2 separate regions of the Homo sapiens genome follow, and region 2 is linked to region 1. A link is an interaction called in ENCODE POLR2A ChIA-PET data of the cell type or tissue named here. Cell type or tissue: B cell. All regions are shown on one strand.

What was found. ChIA-PET counts read pairs that join two places held together with the same protein. Peaks named below come from ENCODE experiments on the same cell type or tissue, not always from the same donor. Only the 100,000 strongest peaks of a DNase experiment are listed, where the experiment ranks them.
Region 2: POLR2A ChIA-PET joins it to region 1 with 12 read pairs; 3 of 35 experiments call an interaction of 5 or more read pairs at or near these places.

Annotation. Positions count from the first base shown.
Region 1 is chr22:42,168,031-42,176,030 of GRCh38, reverse strand. It overlaps TCF20 (transcription factor 20), which reads left to right. Exons shown (of 6, transcript NM_001378418.1): 4 at 6,135-6,184; 5 at 7,295-7,422. The coding sequence ends at 7,378. Among named protein-coding and RNA genes, the nearest start is that of CYP2D6, 41 kb to the right of the region's middle. In B cell, CTCF peaks have their summits at 6,690 and 6,890 (motif pointing left); DNase peaks (open chromatin) are centred at 3,470 and 6,880; H3K27ac peaks cover 2,470 bases.
Region 2 is chr22:41,972,064-41,980,063 of GRCh38, reverse strand. SEPTIN3 (septin 3) reads right to left here. Exons shown (of 12, transcript NM_001363845.2): 2 at 7,068-8,000. Among named protein-coding and RNA genes, the nearest start is that of SEPTIN3, 6.6 kb to the right of the region's middle. RefSeq lists a silencer at 3,196-3,265. In B cell, no CTCF peak of the experiment used is centred here; DNase peaks (open chromatin) are centred at 2,653, 3,303 and 4,980; H3K4me3 peaks cover 1,182 bases; H3K27me3 peaks cover 5,109 bases.

The DNA.
Region 1 (8,000 bases):
TGAGCCCAGGAGTTCGAGACCAGCCTGGCCAACATGGTGAAACCCTGTCTCTACAAAAAATACAAAAAATTAGCCAGGCGTGGTGGCCCTTGTCTGTAGTCCCAGCTACCCAGGGAGGCTGAGATGGAAGGACCCAGGAGGGGCTGCATGACCCTCAGTTGGGCCACTGCACTCCAGCCTGGGCAACAGAGTGAGACCCTATCTCAAAACAAAAATGAAGTAGCCTTGAAATGTCAGTTCAGGGAGTTTGGGTTTTAGTCCATCCCTTCTGTTCTCTTTTTTCCTCCAAATGTTTTCATGTTGAGTCTAAGGTGTAATTTACCCTGGGTCATGGTCTGCCATATTCTGTAGTACAGCTGTTAAATCCTTCTCTTTCAAGAGCTAACCAGTTGGGCCAGGCACGGTGGCTCACACCTGTAATCCCATCACTTTGGGAGGCCGAAGTGGGCGGATCACAAGGTCAGGAGATTGAGACCAGCCTGGCCAACATGGTGAAACCCTGTCACTACTAAAATATGAAAAATTAGCCAGGTGTGGTGGCGCGTGCCTGTAGTCCCAGCTACTTGGGAGGCTGAGGTAGGGGAATCGCTTGAACCCGGGAGGTGGAGGTTGCAGTGAGCTGAGATCACGCCACTGCACTCCAGCCTGGCAACAGAGCGAGACTCTGTCTCAAAAGAAAAAGAAAGAGAGCTAACCAGTTAACTAGGTATGGTGGTTCACACCTGTAATCTCAGGTACTCGGGAGGCTGAGGCTAGAGGATCACTTGAGGCCAGGAGTTCAAGTTCAGCCTGGATAACATAGCAAGAACAGGTCTGTTCAAATAAAAATAAGTTTTTAAAAGAGCCAACCAGTTGCCTTTTCTCATTTTCATTACCTCTAGTTACATCGTAATATTGTGTTTTCTTCCCTGTAGTCTAGTGGCCAGGAAAGAGGGGGAGCAGTAATATAAAGTTTTGTTTCTAGTTGAAAAAAATGGCTTTTTTTTTTTGTTTTTTGAGACAGAGTCTCGCTGTGTTGCCCCGACTGGAGTGCAGTGGCGCGATCTCGGCTCACTGCAAGCTCCGCCTCCCGGGTTCACGCCATTCTCCTGCCTCAGCCGCCCCAGCAGCTGGGACTACAGGCGCCCGCCGCCACGCCCGGCTAATTTTTTCTGTTTTTAGTAGAGACGGGGTTTCACCGTGTTAGCCGGGATGGTCTCGATCTCCTGACCTTGTGATCTGCCCACCTTGGCCCCCCAAAGTGCTGGGATTACAGGCGTGAGCCACCGCGCCTGGCCAAGAAAATGGCTTTTAAGTGAAAAAAAAAAAAATTTTTTTTGAGACAGGGTCTCACTGTGTTGCCCAGGCTGGACTCAAACTCTTAGGCTCAAGCGATCCTCCCAACTAGCTGGGAATACAGGCATGTACCATTATGCCCAGCTATATATGAGGATTTTTAAGTATTAAGTTTTTTTATGGTTGATTGTTAGTTTTATATTGGGAATACTGTGAGTTTTGGCTCTCCCAGTTCGCAGCTGGGTAAGAAGTGGTCCCCCACTGAGGCTGTGTTCAGGGACACATTAGGGTGTGCTGACAGGCCGGTGCCACATCCCACCCGAGCACACTTCAGCAAGGGCCCCCCTGGAGGCTGCCCCCGTTCTGCTGATAGCCTGCCTTCTGGTCCAGCTTCTAAGATGTCAAGCAGCAAAGCTCAGCCTAACATACTGCAATGATGGAAACGCTCTAGCTCAGCACTCTCCAATGTGGTAACCACAAACCAGATGTGATCATTGAGTGCTAGTGGGACTGAGGAAATGAATTTTTTTTTTTAATGTAAACTTAAGTGGCCATGTATGGCTAGTGGCTGAACAGCACAGGCTTAGAGCTACCCTCCTCAACCCAAGTTCAGGCAATATGGTTGGGATTTTTTGGAAGGGGCCATAGAGCACTGGAACATCCTCTCCTCTAGTGGAAGCTTGTGCCCAGGTTGTCACCCCAGCCCACCAGCAGAGAAGCGCAGGACCCTCATTATTAGCTGAGGACTTGTGAGTAAATGGTGTCTGTCATTTTCTGTTTTGGGGCCCATCTTGGTAGCCTGCCTAGTTAAGCTGGTAGCATCTCTATTTAACAGAAGTTGGTGGCCGCGTGTCCAGCAAGACAGAGGGGTCTGGGTTGGGAGGAGTGAGGGTAGGGCTGTCGGCCTCTGGCTTTGCTGCCTCTGCTGCTGTGCACTTTGCTCCTTCATGTGGAGACCTGGGACCCAGAGGCAGTTTCACAAGATGACCATGTCTTGGTCATTGCGGTCTTTTTGATGACCCAAGTCACAGTGACCCAGAGGCCTGCACTGCTCTGTGGGGATGGACGCTTGTATTATTCCACACAGTCTTCTTGGAAATTGCTCTCTGTGTATGATGTAACTTTGTATCCAGGAAACAAGTTTATTGATGGACTTTTCTTTCTAATCATAACAAAAATAAGTCCTTGGTTTGAGAATCCCTAACCTCCCTTATGGAGTAAAGAGCAGTTTAACATTTTCATCTCTGCCTTGCTGTCAACCCACCCAGATCTTTAAAGAGCTGTTGATGTCTCAGGGAAGACTTTTATTACTGGGACATCTCCATAGAAACAGAATCTTTGTTTCATGATCTGTGACTCCTGCCACCTTCCCCCCCACCTGATGTTGACCCTGCATTTCTGACATCATGGTCAGCTGTTTTGTGTTGCTTGTTATGTCATAGGCACAGGATTTGGCTCCAGGTGGGGGGGGTTACAGTAATAAGAGCATGAGCTCTGTTTTTTTTTTTTTTTAATTAATGTATTTAATGCAATGAGCCACAACAATTAAGACGAGAAAAAAAGGCTGTGGTAGCTCATTAATAATTCCACTGTGCGTAAAGAACCTTGTGTGGAGGGTTTTTTTTTTTTCTTCTACTCTCATGAAAAAACAGCTGGGAATTCTACTTTCTGCAGCTCTCGTTGCAGTAGCATTTTAAAGCTGCTATCTCTGCTGCAGACTTTGATCTTGCTGGTGCCATCAGAGCCCTGGATGGGTCATTAGGAAATGCCAGTAGTCTGACTCCTCCCCGGGGGACAGCCGTCTGCCTCACAGGAGCCAGTCCCAGTGCCAAGAGCCCCATATTTCCCTCCTTATGGCCCAGGAGCCTGAGCCTACCCTTCGGCAAGGCAGGGTGGGGCTGGCAGGCCCCTGTGTCCCAAGCCCTGCAGTGTGCCAACATAAGGAATAACAGTAGTACTGGGGTAGAGTGTAGGTGAATTGGAGTCTGTGTCTGCTACACAACAGATCCAAAGGACATTAAACCCTTCTTGTTTTTCCTACCTCCCTCCTTGAGCCCACCATCCTCAGCCTGGGAGCATGTGGATGCATGTGGGTATCTGAAGCTTCACAGAGCTTATAATGAGGAGCTTAGTAAATCCATTCTGCCTTTGAGCTTGAAGAGGGAAATGAAAGTGGCCTTCTCTTCTGGGGGTTGATGTTTGTGTCTGCAAGCCATCTTGTTGACTAGGCCACCTTGTAGGTCTTTTTGAGCTTGGATGATGATCTCGCAAGCTGTTTACTTTGACTTCACTATGCAGAAGTGCTGACTGCGCCCTCTGGACAGTGTAGGATGGTGCCTGGGCCTTGAAGAACACAGATTGAGAGACCTTGACTGGCTGGCCATGTAGGTGCAGTTGCCTGTTCAGAGTCCTCAGAAGAGGTTTTACTACACCTACTGCTCTTCACTCTTCCCTCCCAGCAGGGACTGGTAAGAGGAGAAGCTCCCCTGTGCCCTCCAGGTTTCTGAGCTCTCTAGCTGTGGTTCTGGCCCCTGCCAGGAACGTGAATTGTGCTTCCTGACGGCCTGTGGACATGTATGAGAACAGAGGAGGGCATTGTCTGCACAGTGTTCCTGCATGGGAGGCCTTGTCAGAGATGGACACTGCCTCAGGCAGATTGCTGTAGGAGACTTCATTTCCAGATGTATCTGGCATTAGTTTCAAGTTGTCGTTAGCGTGCATTCATAGTGTCTTACTCTTTTCTGCTTCTAACTCAGAGGGAACGCATTTCCTAACATGAGGCGTGTTTTATTAATGGTCCATCACAGCTGGTCACTGTTCTGTGGCCGTGAGGGAACTGAGCCACCTGCGCCTTTCTGATGGCACCCTTTGCTGCTCGTGTGGTCCCTGTCCTCACTGGTATAAACCCCTGTGGCGTAAGCGTGGCCCAGCCCCACGTGTGCTGTACTGTTTCTGTTTGGCCCAAACTAGAGACTAAGCCAGCATAGTGCTTGCTGCCAGAGCCCAGGTAAGAAGAGAGCATATCCCCTGAGCTCCAGTTGTCTGGCTCCTGCTGTTTATAAACTCTCTGGCAGATTGGAGCAGCGGGAGTCTTGGTCACACTATGTACTTGTGGGTTTTAAATTAACACATTTCATTTATTGCCTTGCTAGTTGCTTGCTGGGGGAGGGGCTTGGAGGTTAGTAGTAAGTTGCTGAGCTCTTGGGCCCACGGAGCCAAGAAGGCTGCCGCCCACTCTCTTAGATACTCATGGGCTCCAACGAAAGACAGGCTATGATGTTCCAGGTCTGGCCAAATATAAAAGGGTCTTTTTGATTTGTTTTAGGATACCGGGACCTGAAAAGTTTTCATGTGTATGTTCATTGCTTATTACTATTGCACTTGAAATCTGTGGGTGCACAGGCTGCTAGTCTGGATCTCAGTTTAAATTTAACAAGGATAAGTACCGTGGCTGCCTCCTGCCATGGTGCCTGGGAGCTCTCTGAGAATGTGTTATCAATATTTATTAACATTCTGCCACCGCGTTTTGCACCAGTGACCTGGCTGTCGGTCTCCAGGAGCTGTGGTGTGCAGAGTGAACTCATTAATTAGATTTCCTTGCCCTGATCCATGCACTACCCTTGTGTGAGAGCTCAGCTCACCTGGAGGCAGATGTGTCCTTGCTGCCATCCAGGATGCTGTCATCATGTTACAAGTTGGAATGAATCATTTTTCCTCCAAGGATTAAAAGCATCCTCATGGGATTTTACCTTCCTCTGAAGCATTTAGTGTGGATTATGTGATTTGTGTTGGAGGCTTCTGTGTCTCCGTGGGTCGTGGGGCAAAGGTGACAGTGGGGCTCTTGGGCCTGGCCACCTTTCTGTCTCAGACACCTGGGCATTCTCTGTACAGAGAAGAAAATACGCGTCTAGATTTTAAAGTGTTTTTACAAGGAGGCTTTGGCTTGAGCCTGAGAAATGGGGTTAGCCTAGAATCAAGGATTTTTAAAATAGCATTTATTGGTGATATCGTGGGAATATAGAAAAGATAAAATTTAAATCAGCTGTATCTTCTTACCCAAAGAGAATTATTGTTACATATTCATAGATTTCCTTTCAGTCTTTTTTTTTTTTTTTTTTTTTTTTTTTTTGAGACGGAGTCTCGCTCTGTCACCAGGCTGGAGTGCAGTGGTGTGATCTCGGCTCACTGCAACCTCCGACTCTCTGGTTCAAGTGATTCTCCTGCCTCAGCCTCCCAAGTAGTTTTTTTTTTTTTTAAGACAGTTTTGCTTGCCTAGGCTATAGTGCAGTGATGTGATAGTAGCTTACTGCAGTCTGAACTCCTGGGCTCAAGCAGTCTTCTCACCTCAGCCTCCCAAGTAGCTGGGACTATAGGCAAGTGCCATCACACCCAGCCTTTCAGTATTTTTTTTTTTTTTTTTAATAGTGACAGGATCTCACTGTGTTGCCCAAGCTGGTCTTGACTCTTGGATTCAAGTGATCTTTCTGCCTCGGCCTCCCAAAGTGCTGGGATTACAGGTGTGAGCCATGGTACCCAGCCCCAAGTCTTTTTTTAATGCGTAGAAACATTTTAATAAAATTAGCACATTTATACATTTGTACATCCTGGTTTTTTCAAGCAGTTTTGTTTCATGGGTGTTTTCCATACCATTAACTCTTTTCAAATGTTAATTTTTAAGTGACCGATATCCATCATGTTAAGGTATCATAGCTTACTTGGGTTGTCTCTAATGTTTTCCTATTAGAAGTAAGTGTAGCGACCTGCTACCTTTATGTCTGACCCTGTCAATCCCAGCCAGCATGACCACACCTATGTCCAGCTGTGAAGTCTCCATCTGACTGTCCCCTTCTGTCTTCCAGATTGTTTGCTACATGAGGAGAACTTCTCGGTGAGGTGCCCTAAGCACAAGGTGAGTCAGAGGCCCCAAGAGCTACCAGCAGGGATGGGATCGAGGGTGGCTCCTCCTGAAAGACCTGAAGACCAGGTGTTGGTGGGCCTCACCCACACCTGTCCCCACCTGTGCCTCCGGCTGTTAGTCCCCTCCTGGCCCTGGGAGGGTGGAGGGGCATGATGCTGAAGGGAGACCCGTGGCATGGGGGCCAGCACTCGGAGTATTATGAGGATCCCAGGAGAAATGTGTTTTGGGAGAGGGGGTGTTTGTCTGTTCATTAAGAGAGGTGAGAATATCTAACTCGATCAAGCCACTGATTTCCACTTGAGGTGAATAGAACCCCAATTCACAGGTTGGCGTTTGGTAAGTCTGGTTCTAGGCCTTGAGGCCTGTGCAAAGGCATCTTCCCAGACTAGAAGTCGAGCTGACCACAAGGCTCTGGGGAAGCTCAGTCTCTTCCAGGTTGTGCTTCTGCAGAAGCAGCCTGATGCACAGTGGATGGGCTGTCTCGGGCTCCACTTCCCAGTTTATTTAGGAGGTGGTCTCGTGGTCGCTTCCTTTAGGAAAGGGTGGGAGGTAAGGGGTGAATGGTCTGTTTGTGGATACCACATATGTGTGTGGGGAGGGTGTATATGGAGAAGGAGCCCCAAGAAAGGATCAGAACGGAGACCACTGCCACCTGATGTTTCCTGCAGGGGCTGCACTGTGTCTCTGGCTGAGGTCACACTGACACCTGGTGGTCACTGGTCACTCGCAGTCTTAAATCTAGTAGGGCCGAAAGTACTAGAAGGAGGTTGTCCAGAGAGGTCTGCCCTCAAAATGCTCCTGAAAGATGCTTGCTTATGCTTTTCTTTAAAAATTATTTCTGGGGAAGGGCGGGGAGTGGTCACAGGATCTTATATTCTCTTTATTTTTACTTAATTTGCATGTTATTTTTAGAACTCCCCTTTTTAAGGGTCACATTTTGCCTCAGAAAACCCTGTCTGAATGTCTCCTGTTTGTCGGTCAGGACTGACTCTGCCTTTTCTTTCCTTTTCCATGTGCCACTCCTGTCCTCCCTTTGCCCTCCCTGATTTCTGCACTGTCCTCTCCCACCTGTCTGTCTCCTCTTGGTTTTGCCCGTGTCAGCCTCCCCTTCCGTGCCCTCTCCCCCCCTTGCAGAACAAGACCGCGAAAGGCAGCCTCAGCACAGAGCAGTCGGAGCGGGGGTGAGGGGGGCAGTGTGCTCGTGGGAATGGAAAGGACAGCAAGCACAGGTGAGTCGGGGCCACCGGGCTCCCTGCATCCTGCCCGGCTCCCAGCAGGCGTCGTTGCCTCTGCCCTCCTGCTCGCTCTATGCTCTGCCACCAGCATTTCATCCTGTGGATGACAACGCCAGGTGGATGCAGTGTTCTTCCATTGGTTACTTAGCTCCCCAGATTATCTGTGGAAAGGAGTGGGGGCTTCTAAACTGTCCACTGCCAATGGGGTGCAGGGTGACTGTTCCTGAAGGCAGCCCTTCAGGGCACAGCTGGCCAGGGGTGGCCTTGTGAGTGGACACAACAGGCTTTTAGGTCTCTTTCTTGGGCAGGGCATCTCTTGCCAGTAGCCCCTGCTCTTTCCCCCGTCTCAGAAAGGGTTCCAGTCAAAGGTCTCTTCTTTTTAATTTACTACATTTCTGTAAAGCTTATGGTGTGTTTTCCTTTGAAAACAACAGAACTCTTGGGTTTTGTTATTAGAAATCTTTTTTTTCCAGTATTATGAAGGATTCCTTTTTGCAGAAGTACAAAGGAAAGAAAAATCCTCAAAGATTTAGTAGACTCTAGCATCTGATTTAATTTTACTCTTAAAAATC
Region 2 (8,000 bases), 200 kb after region 1:
ATGAAACAGTACATGTGAAAGCATTGGTTAAAGGAAGGTGTCCCCAGATGCCAGTTACACAAGCATGGTTGTTGGACTCCATGTGCTCTTGAGGACACCTTCCAGCTCTGCCGTTCTAGAATCCTATGTTTCATGACTAACACCCTGCAGAGTCTCAACCTTACAGGGAGGCCTGATGGAGCAGCAGATGGGCGGGAGGGAGAGGGGACAGAAGTATTCCCTTCCCACCCCTAAACCCAGCCAGGAGCCTACTCTCATCTCCCTCCACCTGGTCCTTCCACCGGTACTGGTAAGACCCTCTCTCCCAATGGGAAACTGTTCTTTCTTCTGTCACTCCCAGGCACAGCCAAATCTGCCAAAGCCTCAGGACCTCCCCAGGGCCTGGCATGGCTCTCTCTTGCTTCCCAGGAAGCTGTTCCCAGCCAGGCAGCTCCGCATGGCAGCAAGATTGGCCCAGCCCTGCAGCAGCTGACTCTCAGCAGCCTGGCCCTGCTCCTCCACTCTTGCACGTGGCTCACAGGCCCCACTCAGCACACCTGCACTGGGACCAATGCCCCATTTTTCCTGCCCAGCTGCTCACACAAGCTGGGCCTTTCCATTGCCCCTTATGCCTCTGCAGCTGAGCCCATTTGGTCTCAACCTGTGTTATAAGATAGAGCCACATGGTTTGGGGGGGTGGTCTTATCCCCATTTTACAGACTTGGAAAGTATGCCTTGTATTTACTTATGAGAGGTTGTGTAAAGATTCCTATAAAGTGTGTGCTCTCACCATGGCCTGCTCCGCCCTGGCCTGTCAACTGCAGCATCCTAAAAGAGCACGCCCAAAAGATAGACCCTGATGGAGAGAGGGTCCTACCAGATCCCCAAGCAGCATCTAGGGGCTACCACAGGCCCACTACAGGACCAGGACCTGGTAGATCTCACTTTCATTCCTCCAACAAGCACATATGAGCACCCACTGTGTGCACTGTACACAGCGCCTGCTGGCAAGTCAGCCTCCCCACCACATGCCAGTGACATGCCAGTCACATGCTAACAAGCCACCCACCAGCCCCAAGTACAGTAAATGTGTGCAGGTCACTGTGCCACAAGCTTTGCTGGAAGATCCTGTTCCCCCTCCAACCCCTGGCTCCCTCCTCCTCCTCCTCCTCCTCCTCCTCCTCCTCCTCCAGCATTCAGCCCCACTGCTACTCCCAGGAAAGCCTCTGCTTTGCCTTCTGATGTGGATGGCCCTCTTCTGTGCCCACTGCACATTTTCTGGTACTCATCACATTCACTCATTCATTCATTCCATCCCATCTAGGCCATTTCATATGCTGTCAAATGGGGGTCTACACCAGCCAAGCCCTAGGCGAAATTCCAAGGACACTTATGTACCCCAGACAAGGTTGTTGCCCTTGAGGGCCCCCTGTCTGGTAAGGGTGCCTGACAAATAAACAAAGACCTCTGGGGCACAGAACCAATGCTGCTCTGGAGCTGGATTCTGTAGTTCCATCCTCTGTCCCTACAACTCCCCTGGTCCCACCATGTCAACGTCAGATGGGCAGGTGACCCAGGCTTGAATCCTGGCTGGGTGACCCTTATGAGCCTCATTTTCTGCTCAGACAACTGGGGATAGAACCTACCTTGCTGGGTTTCTATGAAGGTTATACAGAATGAAGAATGTAAATTATCTGGCACAAATACGTACTAGTTCTCACCCTTCTTTAGGGCGGGGCCGTGTCTTATTGATCTCTGTGCCCCAGTCTACCCAGCATACCACAGGCACTCCTCAATAAGTGAATGAATGAATGATGAGTGAATGAGAACTTCAGAGTGAGGCAGGTATCAGACACATCACCTTTCTCTTCCCTCAGATGCTTCTCCCCATGCAGAGCAGCTGACCCCCCAGTGAGCAATGGCTGTTGTCTCCGCCACAGTCAAGGGAGTAGAATTGTTGAGACCTCCTCCTTCCTCTGCAACAAGGATTGGAGGGGGGCTCCCCAAGGGTGGGGAAGAGCTCGGGTCACAGCAGGGTGCAGCTCAAGTCTGCCATCCTGGCTAGATGGTCCTTGGGGCCCCCCTCAGCTCCTGGCTCTCCTAGGGCCCCTGGAGAAGGGGGATCTGCCTGCAGCACCCTCTGCCAGAAGCTACCTGCCCCATCAGTGCTCCAGGGAGAGGCACCATCCACCTGACTCGGTTGCAGCCAAGAAACAGCCCCTCCATTCCCATGCTAAGCAAAGACCCTGGCACTTCCTTTTACAGGCAAATGAATGGCTTTGGCTTTGTCTGGCCCAGGGACCCCACCCCTGTGTTAGGAAGGTAGCAGCTGGGGGAGGGTACTTTTCCAAAATAGCACCTGCTTAGTGCAGGCCCCCCCTCTTCCTTCCACCCTGAAGATGGATCTTCCTCAGCCCCCCGCAGCCTTCAGGACCCCACCGCCCCCCACAAAGGCAATTCCAGCCCACCCCAGTTCCAGCCCTAGGCTCTGGGAAAAGGAATCACGAAAGCTCTCTCGGTCCTTTCCCATTCGCAGGAGCAGAGGGCCCTGGGACACCCGTTCCCCCATCCCAGTCCTCTGGAGGCCAACGGGTTCCCTTGGAGACCACCAGCTGGTGCCTGTCTCAGCGTGTGCCTGTAGGGGTTGCGGGGGAGGGGACGTATGTATCAGTGCACAGGTCTCTCATCCGGCTGGCATGGCCCTGGCACCTGTGCGTGGTGTGTGTGTGTGTGCGTGTCTTGGTGTACTCCAGCATGGGGCTTTCTGTGCGCATCTGGGTCCCTGCTTGCGTGTCCGTGGGTCCCTGCGTCTCCCCGCGTCCTATGTCTGCCTCTCTCCAAGATTGTCTCTCTCGAGGTGGGTGCCACCGTGTGTGCGTGTGTCCGCGCATCTGTCACCGCGCGTGGGCTCCTCGGCGCGGAAACCCTCCCCCAGGAGCGCCTCCAGCCGCGCTGGCCGGGGCCGCAGCCTCCTCCTGGCGGGTGCCGGTGGCCTGGCCGGCCGCCCTACCTTTGGACATGAATCCTCCTTTGTCTCCGTTCCTCCAGGGAGATGCTCCGGGCGCGGGGCTGCAAGGCTGAGCGGGGCGCGGGCTTCCCCGGGCCGAGCGGCCCCTGCAAACGGGCCTCGCCCCTTCGCGCTCTCCTCCCACCCGCCCGGCCCGCGGCCCCGCCGCGCCGCCCCTGCGCCCCGCGCCGCCGCGCCCTCCCCGGGACCTCGCCTCGGCTCGCTCGGCGCCGCGCCGCCCCTGTCCGCGCGCACCGTTGCCGCCGCCGCCAGCCGCCGCCGCTGCCACCCGCACCACGTGACCGCGCGCCCGTCGGCCCCGCCGAGGGCCCCTCCCCTTCCCGCGGCGCCCGCGCCCGCAAGCGGGAACTGGTCCCGGGTCCACGCTGCGGGCGGTCCAGGAGCCGCCCCCGCGGGCTCCAGGTGCCAGGCCCGGAAAGGTGCCTGCATCCCAGTCCCGTCTCTCCCCGCTGGACCTGCTCCCCGCCCCTTACCCACTGGGCTGCGGCGGGGACGGGCGGAGGGGCGCAGGGGACCAGTGGCAGCTGCGGGCGGCCGTGAGCGCGCGTGAGTCACGCGGGGGCTGGGGTGTTGCGCGGGTGCCTGTAGAGCCGAGTCAGGGGCCCGGGTTCCAGGCCCTGCTCCAGAATGATGAACCAATAACCTTGAGCCAGACAGGAACTTCTCTGAGCCTCAGTTTGCCCATTAGAAAAAAATTTCACGCATTCAGTGGATACTAATGGACAGCATATTGCCTCACAGGGGTGAGGACAACCATCCCTCCCCTCGAAGGTTCTGGGTCTAGTGGAGGAGACAGGAAGATGGAATGTCCTAATGCAGGGGCCGGGGTGCACACAGGGAACTGAGGGTGCAGGCAGGTGGGCACCCTGGGGAGAGGGGGCTTGGAAGACTTCTTGGAGGAGATGAGGGCCAGATGGAAAGGCAAATGGGAGTGGAAGGGAAGAATGGAAAGGGAGAGGTATTCTGCAAAGAGAGGACAGCAGAGGTGAGGGTCTCCAGAGGTGAGAGCTGCGTGGTGCTGGTGGACAGCCCAGAGTCCTTGGTGTCGCTGAAGCAGAGAAAATTCCAGACAGGTGTGTAGAGCTAAATAAGAGGCTGGAGAAGTCCGCACGCAGCCTTGGAAGCTGGATTTTAATGGAAGGTAATGGTGAGTCACTGACGAATATTAAGCCGAAAGTGCTGCCATTCAATGTGGGAGTCGTTGCAGCAGTTGTGTGTGGACAGGGAACAAGCTGGTGGGTGGGAGGTGGCCTCACAGGGGCAGAAGGATGGAGAGGAGGGGACAGCCAGCCAGATAGTTGAGTACTGAGGAGGTAAACCAACAAGGTGGGAAGTAGACTGGATGAGATGGCAAGAGAGAGATGAGGAAGAAGAGGATACCCGGGTTTCTAGGCACCTAATAAAAGGTAGGCAATGCCTACAGCTGAGAGAGTGAGATCAGGGAGGCAGGAGTCAGTTCAAGAAGAAAAGGGCTACCTCTGGACATGCCCGGGAGACATCCGGGTAGATAAGCCTAGCAGGCTGCTGGCTGCCCACATCTGCACTTCAGGAGACAGGGCTGGGCTGCAGATGGAGGGAGAGCTGAGATCTCGTAGGGAGAAGTGAAGACCAGAATTTAGGTGAGGTGCCCAGACTGAGTGTGTGGGGTGGAGGGAAAGGGGTCTGACAATCTAACGACTCAATTAAGGCATTAGACTGGATGCCTTCTAGGCACCTTTCCAGACCCAAAAACTCTGAGCCCTTGAAATGTTGGGAATGAGGCTGCCCAAAGTAGAGATTTTAACAATCTGGATTCCAATCAGCTTACTGCCACCAGCCAGCTTTGGTGTGACTTTAGGCATGTCACAGGCTTTCTAAGACCAAATGAATGTCCAGCCCTTGTGTTGCCCTATTTTAGAGTTCTGTGTAGGACTTCCATATATACAAGGCTCCAACTTACCTTTCAGGATTAAAGGGCTGGGGGTGGGGGACCAAGAAAGAGACATTCAGGTAAGACAACTTTTAAGCAACAGATACCTTCCTAAAAGGCTGAGCGTAAATGGATTTGGAAAGTCTCGAGTGAGGTCATTATCTCACATCCAGAGGAGGCTGCAGAGACTACCTATTAGACAAATCACAACTTCCTAAAGCGCTAGTCAGTATTTTCACGTAGGAGGTAGGAGGCTTGCTTTTTTTTTTTTTTTTTTTTTTTTTTTTCTTTTTGAGACAGAGTCTCGCTCTGTCGCTCAGGCTGGAGTGCAGTGACGCAATCTCAGCTCACTGCAACCTCCGCCTCCCGGGTTCAAGCAATTCTCTGTCTCAGCCTACACACCTGGCTAATTTTTTGTATTTTTTAGTAGAGACGGGGTTTCATCATGTTGGCCAGGCTAGTTTTTTTTCTTTTTTTTTTTTTTTGAGACGGAGTCTCACTCTGTCACCCAGGCTGGATTGCAGTGGCGCAATCTCGGCTCACTGCAAGCTCTGCCTCCTGGGTTCACGCCATTCTCCTGCCTCAGCCTCCCAAGTAGCTGGGACTACAGGCACCCACCACCACACCCGGCTAATGTTTGTATTTTTAGTAGAGACGGGGTTTCACCTTGTTAGCCAGGATGGTCTTGATCTCCTGACCTCGTGATCCACCTGTCTCGGCCTCCCAAAGTTCTGGGATTATAGGTGTGAGCCACCACGCCTGGCCTGGCCAGGCTAGTCTTGAACAACTCACCTCGTGATCCACCCGCCTTAGCCTCCCAGAGTGCTGGGATTACAGGTGTGAGCCACTGCTTTTAAAGGTGGACACACCTATTGATCACCTGATTATTCCAGGTCTTCAGGAAACAAACAATCCCGGGAGATGCTGAAAGGAGGACTCACCATAATTGCTCCTCCACAAGTTACCCCTGTTAACCTTTCTTTTTCTTTTCTTTTTTTTTTTTTTTGAGACAGGGTCTTGCTCTGTCGCACAATCATGGTTCACTGCAGCCTCGACCTCCTGGGCTCAAGCAATTCTCCCACCTCAGCCTCCCCAGTAGCTGGGACCACAGATGCATGCCACCATGCCCTGCTAATTTTTTATTTTATTTTATCTTATTTTATTTTTTGAGACAGAGTCTTACTCTGTCACCAGGCTGGAGTGCAGTGGCACGATCTTGGCTCACTGCAGCCTCTGCCTCCCAGGTTCAAGTGCTTCTCGTGCCTCAGCCTCCCAAGTAGCTGGGACTACAGGCATGTGCCACCACACCTGGCTAACTTTTGTATTTTTAGTAGAGACGGGGTATCACCATGTTGGCCAGGCTAGTCTTGAACTCCTGACCGCAAGTGATCCACCCGCCTTGGCCTCCCAAAATGTTGGGATTACAGGTGTGCGCCACTGTGCCCAACCCTTATTTTTTATTTTTTTATTTTTTTGAGACGGAGTCTCGCTCTGTCGCCCAGGCTGGAGTGCAGTGGCATGATCTCGGCTCATTGCAAGCTCCACCTCCCGGGTTCACGCCATTCTCCTGCCTCAGCCTCCCAAGTAGCTGGAACTACAGGCACCCGCCACCACGTCCGGCTAATTTTTTTTTTTTTTTTTTTTGTACTTTTAGTAGAGACGGGGTTTCACCGTGTTAGCCAGGATGGTCTCGATCTCCTGACCTTGTGATCTGCCCGCCTTGGGCAGATCCCAAAGTGCTGGGATTACAGGCGTGAGCCACCGTGCCCAGCCCCTTATTTTTTATTTTTTGTAGAGACAGTCTCACCATTTTTCTCAGGCTGGTCTTGAACTCCTGCACTCAAGCAATCCTCCCATCTCAGCCTCCCAGAGTGCTGGGATTACAGGTATGAGCCACCACACCTGGCCAAAACCTTCTTTCTGATAGTTTCCCTCAGCCTGACCTCAGACTGGCAGGTTAGAACCCAGCTCAGGGTACAGTCCCTATGTCTGGCCCTACAACCCCCATTTCCTTTTCTCCCAACCCATTCAACCCTGACCTTAGAGTCCTTCCTCCGTTTCTCAACCCATGCAAGCATGATCCATCTCCAAGCTCACACACCTCCCCCTCCCGGCAGCCTAGTCCATCCCCAACCAAGTTTCTGCATTTACCTTTGTATTCTGTGGCCAGGTCCAGTGAGGCAGGCTCTGTGGCTCTGTCCATGGCAGCATTAGTGTTGTCCAGGGCTAGGTCTGTGGATCTGCTTGGCATTAGCAGGCATGTAGCAACGTCTGATATGGTTAGGTTATTAACACTGCCCAGTGTGGTCTTCCCAGTGGCTGGGTCTGGGGTTACTGGCACAACTGAACCCACAGCTGTGCCCATCCTGCTTGTGTCCAAAGCAAGAGAATTCTTAGCCGTGCCCAGCTTGGCTCTGTTCACTCTGGCCAAAGCCATGGCTGTTTCCAACCTACTGGTGCCCACTGTAGCTGTGATTGTGTCCGGCTTGACTGGGTCTGATGTTGCTGAATCCATGGCTATACCCTCTGTGGTCATATCTGGTTTGGCTGTGCTTCTTGTAGCCATGGCTTTGCCCAGCTTGTCTGGTTCTGAGGCTATCAAATCCATGACCATCCCTGGCTTGGTTGTCCCAACTGTAGTCAGATTCATGGCTGTGCCCGGCTTGATTGTGCCTGCTGTAGCCAAGTTCACGGTTTTGCCTGACTTGACTGTCCCTACCGAAGACAAGTCTCTGGCTGTGCCCAGCTTGATATCCAGGGCAGGGAACTCTGTGCCTGTGTCCAGTTGGGATGTGTTTGGTGTGGCTAAATTGATAGCCAAGCTAGGTCTGTTGGTGGCCATTGTGGCTAAATGTCTGGCTGCGTCTGTCCTTGTGTCCATAGCAGTCAAATTCACAGTCGTGTTGGCCCTTTGGAGACGCCCCCGGGGTCTGGGGATCCCCCTGGCCCGGGGCTTGCCTTTTCCTGGAGAAGCTCTGGTAGGCATGTGGTCAGTCACTGAGACAAGGTGCCCCTGGCCCAACGAGCCTGGCTCTGCAAGGACTGGTGCACTCTGGGCTAACCGGGATTGGAAAGGTAAGGCTA